Regions from separate parts of the Mus musculus genome. Here region 2 is linked to region 1. Evidence: chromatin contacts called from ENCODE Hi-C data. All regions are on one chromosome and are shown on one strand. Each heading gives the region's core, a stretch centred on a gene start or an enhancer-like site at or near the end of the contact. The rest is flanking DNA. Distances are from core to core; before and after follow the strand shown. Region 1 overlaps Ank (progressive ankylosis). Region 2 overlaps Ank (progressive ankylosis).

Region 1 (5,593 bases), core at 1,932-4,431:
ATTAGGTACTAGGAAGCTGGACAAAAGAAAATATTTTTTTAACTAGAACATACACATTAATAAGAGGAATTCTCTAATATATAATATTATAATACATAAAATATATAGTATAATAATATAATGTATAATATATATGTAAAATCAATCATGTTGTCTGCAGTGAAAACACCTATATGTTGAGAATTGCTGGAAAAGATCCTTCTACCTCCACCCCGCAAGTGCTGGGACTGCAGGTGTGTGCCACCACTCCTAGGGCATTGTTTCAGTTTGTGACAATGTGTGCATTGTACTTCCTTGCTGGGCCCACACTTCTCCTGTGTCGACCACTTGCAGTTTGCAAAGTATGTTCTCGACGGCCTGCCTAGGAGTCGAGTTGTGCTTGCAGATGTCTGCAGAGCATGAACCCGACTGAATCCCCCTCTCCTTCACCCTGCATGGTGCTCCCAGCAGGGGTCCTCTAGGACTGGGGAGGAACCTTGATCCATGGGTAGCCTGCCATGCAAGCCTCCCCATGCTCTTGGTGCCTAACCCTCCTCCCTTCCCTTTTTCTGGATCACATATGATCAGACACGAAGGAGGTGAGGGCGCTCCTGGTCACCAGTAAGGCATGAGCTACCCCAAGAGCATCACTGCAGGCTCTGCCCCTCCCTTATCGGTCCCCAAACATTCCTAACACGTGGCTGTGGCTTGTGCCTAATCTCTCTCTCGGCCCCTTCTCCGTTCTCTCCTAGGCTAACATGGGCACAGTTCCCTCTGATACACAGCATATGTACCACTTTCTTAAAATGTAATCGTAGTGTGAAAAAAAAAAAAACCAACCCTGTGATGCGGGCTCTCTGGACTTTAGTTGCCAGTTCCTTCTGGCACACAGCACAGTCCCCGGCCTTTCAGCACCTTCTCATAAGTCAAGTCTGTTTAAAGGGTTTTTTTTTTCTTTCCTGCCAAGCATTCATTAGTTTCAGATTGAGTTACCCCGGTTGCCTCTGGGATGAATCCCTTTCCTCTCCTTAGCATTCAGCTCCAGGGGAGGCAGAGGAGTCCCACTGATCCCACCCCACCCTTCTGAGACGTGCTGCAGTGCCTCTGTCTTACATGGACTGCCATGCACTGTTCCTCCTCCCCTCCTCCGTCTTCCCATGATCCCCTAGGGCAGGGCTGCTGTGTGACATCAGCACACCCCTTGTCCATAGGGGTCTTCTCCTACAGACTCTGCATGCAGTAGGAACTTCAGATGGGCTTGCGTAAGTCAAAGAGTGAAGGAAAATCATGGAAGTGTCTGGCGCTGATTTATAGTTCAGACACACCCATCTCTGTCACACAGAGCCTGTTCTTCTCTATGAATGGAGGGTCAGTGAACCAACTTTCTTAGATGTTTCCCCAAACAAACGCATGGACACACCCTGGTAACCCTGGTGTGTGCATTAAGCTCAGGGTGTACACTAGGAAAGGTGAGGATACTTTGAGGTATAAGCAAAATAATACCAGCACGGAGGGATGGCTGGGACTTGTTTGTCGGTCTCACATCTGCTTCTAATGTCTGCTGAAACCGGCTGCTTTGTGCAGCCATTCTGCAACGTGCACACAGCACACAGGGTCTAACTGTGTAGCCTCAGTTGGCCTTAAGCTTGCCTCAGCCTTCTGAGATTGCCGATCACCAGTGTGGACACCATACTCGGTTTGAAAACAATTTTATTATTGTGTTCAGAGGAGAAGGTTTTTCTAGTGAGATAAAGCCTGTTCTTTAAGAGGCAGTTTCTCTTGAGGGAACAGAGTCAGCAGGCACAGGTTTCAGTCCCAGAGGGTCCATCGCAGGGAAGCCAGGTAGGAGGTGGTAAAGGATATAGAGAAGGCTTACAATCAGGAGCCCTTCTTGGAGCTTCCCTCTCCCATAGCTAGGAAGTGCCTTAATAAATAGCAGTCGCTTTTTGTGCAGGCAGTGTGAACAGTGGTCGTTTGGGGACAATCTGTGTGTGGGGGTGACACTGGAGGGACATAATCCTTTTGGTGTGAGGATTCTATTTTCTCACCATTACACAAAGAGAAAGAGCGTGGTCAGAAATAGAACCAGAGTGCCCTCCTCCCCGCCCCCTCCCCCCAGCTTTCTACGAGGCAACGAAAGAGAAATGTATCTGGGGCTCACCTGTGTGGTGAGGATCCGATCCCACAGAACAGAAATCTGATATGCTAGGCTGCCACCAGGGCGCAGGTGCATGTCTGGTGGGGGTGGGGTGCAGAAATAAGTGTGGTGTGTTTAAATATACAGATCTGTTTTGTAAACGAAAGCTCCCCTCCCTCCCTCCCTCATTAGTGCTTTAAGAGCAAATGTTTCCTTACGGAGATTATTAAGCCATTGGTTACACAACCTTGGCAGCATTTTGGTGGTTTTCTTTTGAGGTCGCCATCAGCCCCAAACTAAAATATTTACACACTGGTTGAAATAGGCTAGATAATGTTAAACAAGGAATGCGGTGTAAAACCGAGACCTTAGAAAGTGAAGTGTGGATTTGCCCTGAAGGTGATAGTGAGACTTCTAAACTGATCCTGTAACCTTCTGGGAGATGGGACAGTGGGTCAGCCTTACAGTGGTTCTCAATTCCACACAGTTGCATATCTTCGTGGTTTCCCAGAGTGAGGAATAATCTTATGTATGTGCTGCTGTTTTTCCTGGGAGTAGACAACACAGTGGCATGAAAACACCTTTCTCTCTCCTTCTCCTGTTTGATGGTGTCAGGGTTTGTGCTCTGGCCTTCTGGAGAGAGGCGGGGGGTGGGGGGAGGTCAATGTAACCAGCCATCTTTTAACAGACTGGAAGTCATTTGTAACTCGGTCTTCTTCAGAATACATTCAGTCCATGCTTGGTAACTATTACAGCTTATTGAAGAAGAAAAAAAAAAGGTGCAATAGCGATGAAGATTTCCTCCTTTCTAGAATGCAGTGATAAGCCTAAAAATTGAATAAGAACCCTCACTGGGTTTTCTACTGTCAATTTCCTAGAGTCTCGTAGTGCGTGAACGGTGGTTGTCTGCAAGCATATGTTTGTTCCATATTGAGTAGGAGAAAAATCTCTTTATCCTAAGATTGTCAGGGAGGCTGGCTCCAGAGCAAGCAGACTCTTCCAGCCCCACCGTGCTTTGGAAGCCTGGGCATCGGCAGCTTGTGACTCCCCGCCACGCCCACAGCAGTTGTTAGGATCTGAAGGCACGGACCTGCTCTGAGCCAGATCACAGGAGGACCCTGGAAGCCTTCCGTGCCTGCCTTTGTCTGATCTTTCTTCGCCTTGTGGTTCTGTGAGCAAGCTCCCTGCCTTTAGGTAGGTGGCAGGTCCCTAAGGGCCCAAGGGTAGTCACTTTCTTCAGCAGCCCTGCATCAGCTGCACATCACTGGCCTCCTCTACAAAGGAGTCTTTGTTAGAACCAGCCAGGGCCTTCTCTTTCCTTATCTTCCCCACGATTTTGTTACTATCTACCTATTCATTCATTTGGTGGCTTACTTCCCTTCCTCAGTGTGATGGGAGCTCTGCATTGAGTGGGTAACTGGCTTCCTCCCTCTCCTGGCAAATTGCACAGTGCTGAGGAAAAGGGGCTGATCATAAGACAGCCTGTAAGACGATGGCCAGAGCCAACGGCTTTCCCTTCATGCTTAGCAGTTCTTCTCATTAGGTGTCAGGAGTGTGTGTCTGCGTGTGCATGTGCATGTGTGTGCACGCGTGCATACCCGCTCTTGTGCACTTTGTGTTAGTACTTGGTTGGTGTTGAATGATACGTTTTTGGTAGAAATGACCCCAAACAGTATCAGTTGACTACCTAAGTCTTTCTGTTTACTCTTGAGCTACCATCCCTTTACCCACACAGGAAACAATAGCAAGGCTGCAGATACTACCCAGCAGTGAAATGCATAGGCCCTAGGCTCATTCTCCAGCAAAGAAGAAAGGGAGGGAGGGAGAGAGCGAGGGAGGGAGGGTGGAAGAAGAGAAGAAGGGAGAAATCCTTTTATAAGTGATGGGATAAAAGTCACATACAACTGACTATTAGGCAAGCTCCCAGGTCCGTGTGTCTCGGCCTGTTCTCCACAGGTTGTGCTCCCCACGTGTGCCTGAGGAGTGGGCTCTAGATGTTCCTGCGTCCCTTCCGTTCTATATAGAGAGTGATAGGAAATTCACACACACTTAGAAATACTGTCTGACACACTTGACTCATAGGAGTGATTGTGTGTGTGTGTGTCTTTTGTTTTTGAGACATCTTATATAGCCCTGGATAACTCCACTCTTCCCCATTCTGCAATCCCAAGTTGTGGAATCACAGGAGAAAACCAACAGGCCCAGCTGGGAGTAGTATTCCTAGACATTTGTGTGACAGACTTTAAACTTTTAAAATAACTATCTTCCTTCTGGTTCTCTTTGCACTGCCTTCTCTTCACAGTCTTTCTTAGTGTTTACAGTGAGCCAGACAGCCAGGTTCTGTGGCACAGGTCTTTAATCCCAGCACCCAGGAGGCAGAGACAGTAGATCGCTGAGTTCGAGAACAGCACGGTGCACTTAGTGACTTCTAGGGCACATAAAGCTAAGTACAGAGACCCTTCTTTCAAACACATCAAACCAGACTGTGGCCAGCAATGGCAACTTCGCCCCTCAGTACAGTGGAGTTTCAGGTACAAGGAGATGGAAGAAGCCTTAGCCCCATTTCCTCATCTCAGCTAAAGTCTTCCACATCTGCTAATTAAATGAAGGTCTAGATCAACACCCGCTTTCTTTATTGGCTGCCCTCCATTCTCCTTTCCCTCCTCGCCCACTTAAGTAAACAGGAGTAGAACTGCGTGAAGAAGTTACCAATACAATAGATGGGTGAGAATTTCCTCCTCCTGGGGGGAGTAGTTTTAAGGAGAAAATAGTTCCAAACACTATGGCTCCCGTCTTCCCTGGAAGATGTTTCCAGAAACACAGCTGTCTGAGGCGAAGGCAGAGAGCTTGACCCACCTTACAAAGGCGTTAGGAAGTGAAGTGGTACAGCTTTCAGACTCAAACATGAAAAAATCCCTGAAGTCGTCCAAGGCATGTGTGAACCAGCAAGGTCCTCTGCCACATGAAACAAATGGCAGAGAGGACACATCTGTAAGCCACCACCTGTGTCTAGATGCGATTGGAAATGGAGGCGATCGGAGGTTGCCTTGGAGCTCTCCGGATTCTCAGGATCCCTGAGCTGTATTCAAGACAGATGGCTGCTTCTCCAGTGATCCAGGCTGCGGCCTGTGGAGCTGCAATGGATCTGGAAAGTGCAGTCGTCTTCCTGGATAAGAAAGACTCCTGAGCTGAACTTTGCTTCTTTTAAGCTGGTAGCCAAGAAACTGAGGGGGGAAGCTCTGAAGTCCCGTACATCGCTGGAAACTCACCTTCCGTCAGAAAGTTAAACTCAGAAGCCTGGCAAGTGGGGTGTAGTTGTTCTGCATTTGAAAATAGGCAAGCCTGTTTGCTTATTGTTGAACGGCTGCTGGGAAGGGGCAGAAGGCTCAGAGTTTCCGAAGGTTGCCAACCAGGATGTGTTTACAATTTAAGAAGACTTTAGGCTACCCCTGAATTCAGAGGAATGAGGGCAATGGC
Region 2 (5,593 bases), core at 2,251-4,750, 71 kb after region 1:
TGGAGATTTGTCCATCCTGTTCTGCTCAGGCGCCATCACATGTCTCTGTGTTCTAGTTTGCTTTCTGTTGCTGTGATGGAGATCATGGACAGAAGCCGCTTGGGGAGGAAAGGGTTAATTTCATCTCACAACTCCAGATTGTAGTCCATCACTGAGCAAGCCAAGGCAGGAGCTGGAGGCAGGAACCAAGCAGACTATGAAGGCACACTAGTTATTGACCTACTTCCTGTGACTTGTTCAGCCCACTTTCTTATACAACCTAGGCCAACCTGTCTAGGAGTGGAACTGTATAATGAGCCAAACCGTTCTGTATCAGTCATCAATCAAACATTCTCCCGCCCCCACCCCCACAGGCTTGCCTACAGCATATTCTAATAGAGCTATTTCCTCATTTGAGACTCTCTCTTGTAAGATGAACCTTAGCTTGTGTCAAGGTGACAGAAATCTAACCGGCAGTCTGTCGGTCTACTTGGCCATTGAGGTAAGACGTAAAGTTCTTACACAGATGCTGTTGTAAGCGAGCATCACCCTCCCCACCTGCTGCTGGCTGAGCTGCGGGTTGCCTGTTTTAGGACCTTCTGCCTAGCCTCCTTCAGGCACACAAAACCAGCTCAGATCCAGGAGACCACATTCTTTCAGAGCCCTGATCTGCTCTTGACCCAATGACGTCAGTCTCTCAGAACCACCTTGGAACCTTAGCTCTAATCTAGAGCTAATTTAGGGATCAAGGGTGCTCCGGGGGCTCTAGTGTCCTCCCCTCTTGTTAGTCAGTCAGCTTCCAGCCACAGAGACCAACCCAACCCAACCAGTCAGCTTACCTCCCCATCAGTGCTACTGAATAAGTGTGTGCCATCATCCACTCTGATCTAGCACGAAGCTAGCCGCCAGATGAAGTTACTTATATCAGCAAAAGGCTTGGCAAACCCACTGCTATGACCCTTAGGGGTAGAGAGTATTTTAGGAATACCTGGTAAGCCGTAATGCCAGAAACACCATAATCCAAGCTGTGTCTCACTGAAAATTCTCTTTTTTCCGGCAGGCGTGGACTCATGCTGGCATTCTCTTAAAACACAAATACAGTTTCCTGGTGGGATGTGCCTCAATCTCAGATGTCATAGCTCAGGTAACTATGGTCTGTGTGTCTGTCCCAGCTTCTCAGAGTGACCGTGTGGCTGGATGGAACTGAGGTGTGGAATCATGTTTACAGTTACGTCTGTGGGGTGCTTCCCAGCACTCAGCTCGCATCCCATATGGATTCCCGTGGTTGCTTGATGAGCGAGGGAAGGTAATATGGTGTGATCAGAGTATGTCCAGTCTCACTAGGATGGAGTTGTTCGGATCTAAGTTATGTCTGTAAGACCTGAACCATCGTTTCCGAGGTGTGGGAACATGCAGTGATTGGTAAGGGTGCTGGTGAGATGGCTCAGTGGGTAAAGCACCTGCTGAGCAAGGATGAGGACCGGAGTATAGAACGCCAGTCCTGGGTACAATGTGTAAGCATGTTTGTCTGTAATCCTAGCACTGGGGGTGTAGAGACAGGTTGATCCCAGGGCCTTCTCACCAGCCAGTCTCACTGAAACAGCGAGCTCCAGGTTCAGTGACAGACCTGTCTCAGAATGGAAGATGGAGGGTGAAGGAGAAGGATATTCACAGAAACCTCTGGTCCCCCACATGTGAATACACAAGTGAGGGCACACGCGCGCGCGCACGCACACACACACACACACACACACACACACACACACACACACACACACAGAGACCGACTTTGAACACCCTGAGCCTCCTGCCTCAGACTGCAAAAGCACTGGGATGATTCTTCAACATGGCTTCTTGTGTGGGTACCATGAAGTTCTGTCTCTCACACGTCATTTCCCCACTGTCTTGTTAGGGCTACTCTCTCTGTGACGAAACACCATGCAAGTGACCTAAGCAAGTTGGGGAGAAAAGGGTTAATTTGGCTTCCACTTGCACATCTTAGCCCATCATCAAAGGAAGTCAAGGCAGGAACTCAGGGTAGGATCCTGGAGGCAGGAGCTGATGCAGAGGCCATGGAGGGGTGCTGCTTACTGGCTTGTTCATCATGGCTTGCTCAGCCTGCTTTCTTGTAGAACTCAGGACCATCAGCCCAGGGGTGGTACCCTTCACAATAAGCTAGGCCCTCCCCATCAAACACCAAGAAAATGCTCTGTAGGCTTGCCTGCAGACCAGATGTTATGCGGGGATTTTCTTAATTGACGTTCCCTCTTCTCAGATGACTTTAGCTTGTGTTGAGGTTGACATAAAACTAGCCAGCATGTCCACGTTTTTTAAAAATGAAGCCGGAAGTTGATTCCACTGTCTGACCACTTGTCTGAGAGGAAGGCTCGTGTTACCCGTCACTGTCCCAGCCCTCAGGGCTGACACTAGCCCCGGCTTTCTTACATCTCTGGGAAGAGGATGCAAGCCCTACAATGTATCAGTATGAGCACAGCTCAGCTATGCAGGTGGGGTGGGGCTTGAGAATAATGTGTGTCTGGAGGGAGGGTTAGGCTATCATCTCATCCCCCATTCCGCCTACTGGAAGGCAGTGCCTGCATTCCTCTCGGCCGTACACCCCACCTATAAGCCACTGCTTGGAAATCATCTGGTTAAACTGCTAGGTCTGCCTCCCTAAGGACGGAGAATTAAATTTCCAAATTAATTGCATTTACTCCATAGATCACTAGGAAAAGTAATTGAAAATGATTCCTGCTAACATATGTGGGGGTGTGCGCCCGAACACCAGCTAGCATCATTCTTTGATATATCTTGTTAATTTTCCTGTACAGCTATTAGAGATTTGTCCCAGTGTTGCTCTCAGCATCCTCTGAGAGCTGGACTAAGCCGTCTTACCCACTCGTTATTTAATTTGAAGTGAGAGAAACGGCTCGCCTTTCAAACAGCAGCAGCCGTTCAGCGGGAGTGTGTAGATGTGTATTATTTCAAAGGCGCAAAGACAAAAGAAAGCCAAAAGTGGGGGAGAGGAATTTAGCTCTGCCTGAGATAAATATAGTAAGCATCCAGGAACAGGAAAACAAAAACACTTGCTTATGGAAAAGACTTTACCCCACGCCTACAGTCGTTTTCCTCCTTCATTTCCAACTTGATCCTGGCCCCTGCTTATTGGAAACAACAGTCTGGTTAGGGGAAGGGAAGGAGGTTCAGATGCTGTCTGGCCCCGGGCTGTTCCTGGTAGTTATTTTAAACCTTGTTGTTTGCGTTCCTGCCACAGTTTGTTTGGGAGAATAAATATAATTTTCATTCGTAAGTCTTCTCTTCTGCCCCCCATTCCCAGTCCCCCACCCCAACATGCTTATCTCGGCTCATTACCAGAAAACGTCCCTGGAAACTAATCTGATCGTTTGTAAACAGGCCAGATGCAAAGCACTTTGAACTATCTACCTTGCCGCTGCCAATGCAAAAACACAACTCTCATCCCCAAAGGGCTAGAGATAGTTTATTCTGAAGCTAAATATGGGCCACCATGGTGGAGGAATACAGATTTAGGTTACCCTAAATTCCATGCCGGGTGTGGTACTAGTTTGAAGATGTTTTTATAGTAACAGAACAGAGAAGATCATAAACCAAGATGCTTTCTAAATGCATTGGTGGGAACAGGTGTGCAGTCAGGTAGCAGCAAAGCGAAGTGGGGGACTCAGCTACAAGCCGTCGATGCCCTAGTTAGTGGTGTTTTGTTTGTTTGTTTGTTTTAATACATTCCAAATGGTTTTATCTGTTAGTGTCAGGACATCAGGACCAGAGAGAGGCAGACACGGAATGGCTATTACAAGGCTAAAGGTGGCCCTGGATAAATTGTAATTAGGCCCCGGGTCTGTGGTCGTTCATCTTCTCCATATCTCACTGACTAGTCAGACTTGCAGAAGCTTCCATGGAAGGAACAGCTCTTCCCAGGATCCTTCATAGTACGAGTGAACGAGTGAGAAAATAAATCAGTGAGAAAACTGCTGAATAATATTAAGAACTCTACTAGCAACTCCCAATATTAAAAAAAACAAAAACAAAAATTGCCCCAGAGTTGATGGGTCCACCCAATTGTACAAGTTGAGGCACGTGATCTGCTCTCCACCTCCACACGGGACTCTCGTGCCAGCTGTCCCAGTCAGTGACAATGCCAGGGACTTGATGAAAATGCTACTGGTTTGTTTTTTTCCATGACCACCCAGGTTTTCTTTGCTCGTTCAGCATCGAAGTGAGAGTTCTCCTGAAGCGGTTTGTCCTTCCTGGTACCCCCCACCCTCTGCTGAAGCTCACTCTTGCCTTCTGAGGCCATCTGAGAACCTCTCAGCATAGCTGGCTTTCAGCATAGCCTTTGGCAACACCCTAACCTTGTCTGACCCTTGTACCTGCTCTGGCTGCAAAGTGTACGGGCTCGGTGACTTGAGCTGACCCTGGGGAGCTGCGGTACACTTCCCACGGGATGACCTCGGTTCCCACTTCACAGAGGAAACTGAAGCGACCACATTCTTTTCTTGTGGCCACTGTCCCGCAAACTTAAACCTCCAGCCTCCATGTCCCCTCATTCGGAGAGGTGAGGTCTTTCAAGGCTGCCCTCTCTACCTGCACCTCAGCTGCTTTCTCAGGAGCGTTATTAGTTAGTTCTCAGTGACCCTCTGTCCCCTTGGACGATTGTCTGGACACATCCACATACCCAGAAAACACAAGGGCAGCAAGCAGCTTTCTCTGGAGCCCCGTGTATCTCTTGAGCTGCATTCTGTCTTTCTCTTTATTATCACACAGCCACTTCTTGGAAGGACGGTTTCCCCTCGCTGCCCCCATTTTTCCCTACTTCCTTTTCAGCGTGTCTCCTGCACAGGTCTGCCTTCCCCTCCCTGTCAGCCCTGTGAAGTCACTCTGGGACTGACTCACTCTCTCTCTCTCTCTCTCTCTCTCTCTCTCTCTCTCTCTCTCTCTCTCTCTCACTGAGTACCGGGGCTAGCCTGGGGCCAGAACACGATTTCACTGGGAAGAGTATCCTCACCATTAACACGGCAGGTTCCTCCTGAGCATAATGGGACACGCTTTTGGTTCGGGACTAGAATGCAGAGTACACAGGTGTTATTTGAGTTGGTAAATGGTGTGGTCCTCCATGAAGAGATAAGGCTTGAGGCTGGTGCTGGGCTGCATGCTTCAGTCTGTTACAGTTTCAGAGGGAGGCTGATATAGCAGCTTCACCTTGGCCTTGGGAGCTCCACTGGACCACATTCACCTGTCACCCTTGTGGTGCATGGGGCTGCTGCTCTCTAGTCACCCCCACATGCTTACTCCTCTCTGGTGCATCTCTCCCTCTGGTCCAGGCCCTCCTCCACAGCCCTGCTCCTCAGGTTTCTGTTCTGACAGCTAAGGATTGGAGGACATGCTGAGTTCTGCATTCTCCCCCCATGCAATCAGGTTTCAGGCTCTACACACCACCACTAGGGTTTACAGAGCACTTTATGTGGATGGCAAAAATGTAGAGCTTGCTATGGATAGCCTACTTGAAGCATGCATAAAAGGGCATCCGAGGGAGGCCTGTCTAGTTAGCAAAGCAAGTAGTTAGGCATCCATTCACTGT

Evidence for each region. Hi-C counts contacts between places; a loop is a spot of excess contacts on that map.
Region 2: a map of regulatory T cell shows a loop between it and region 1 (2.0-fold over the local background). The contact joins two enhancer-like sites. A Hi-C loop is called at or near these places in 5 of 37 maps with a recorded cell type or tissue (gastrocnemius, left cerebral cortex and regulatory T cell).

What each region holds. Positions count from the first base shown.
Region 1 is chr15:27,485,082-27,490,674 of GRCm38, forward strand. The region is part of intron 1 of Ank (progressive ankylosis); the gene reads left to right. Among named protein-coding and RNA genes, the nearest start is that of Ank, 21 kb to the left of the region's middle. Within about 2 kb of position 3,182, at least 3 of the 3 ENCODE cell types and tissues checked have a DNase peak (open chromatin) inside an H3K27ac peak, as active enhancers do; they include left cerebral cortex, where a contact is called at or near this core.
Region 2 is chr15:27,556,125-27,561,717 of GRCm38, forward strand. Ank (progressive ankylosis) reads left to right here. Exons shown (of 12, transcript NM_020332.4): 4 at 1,040-1,123. Among named protein-coding and RNA genes, the nearest start is that of Mir7117, 13 kb to the right of the region's middle. Within about 2 kb of position 3,501, at least 1 of the 3 ENCODE cell types and tissues checked has a DNase peak (open chromatin) inside an H3K27ac peak, as active enhancers do; it is left cerebral cortex, where a contact is called at or near this core.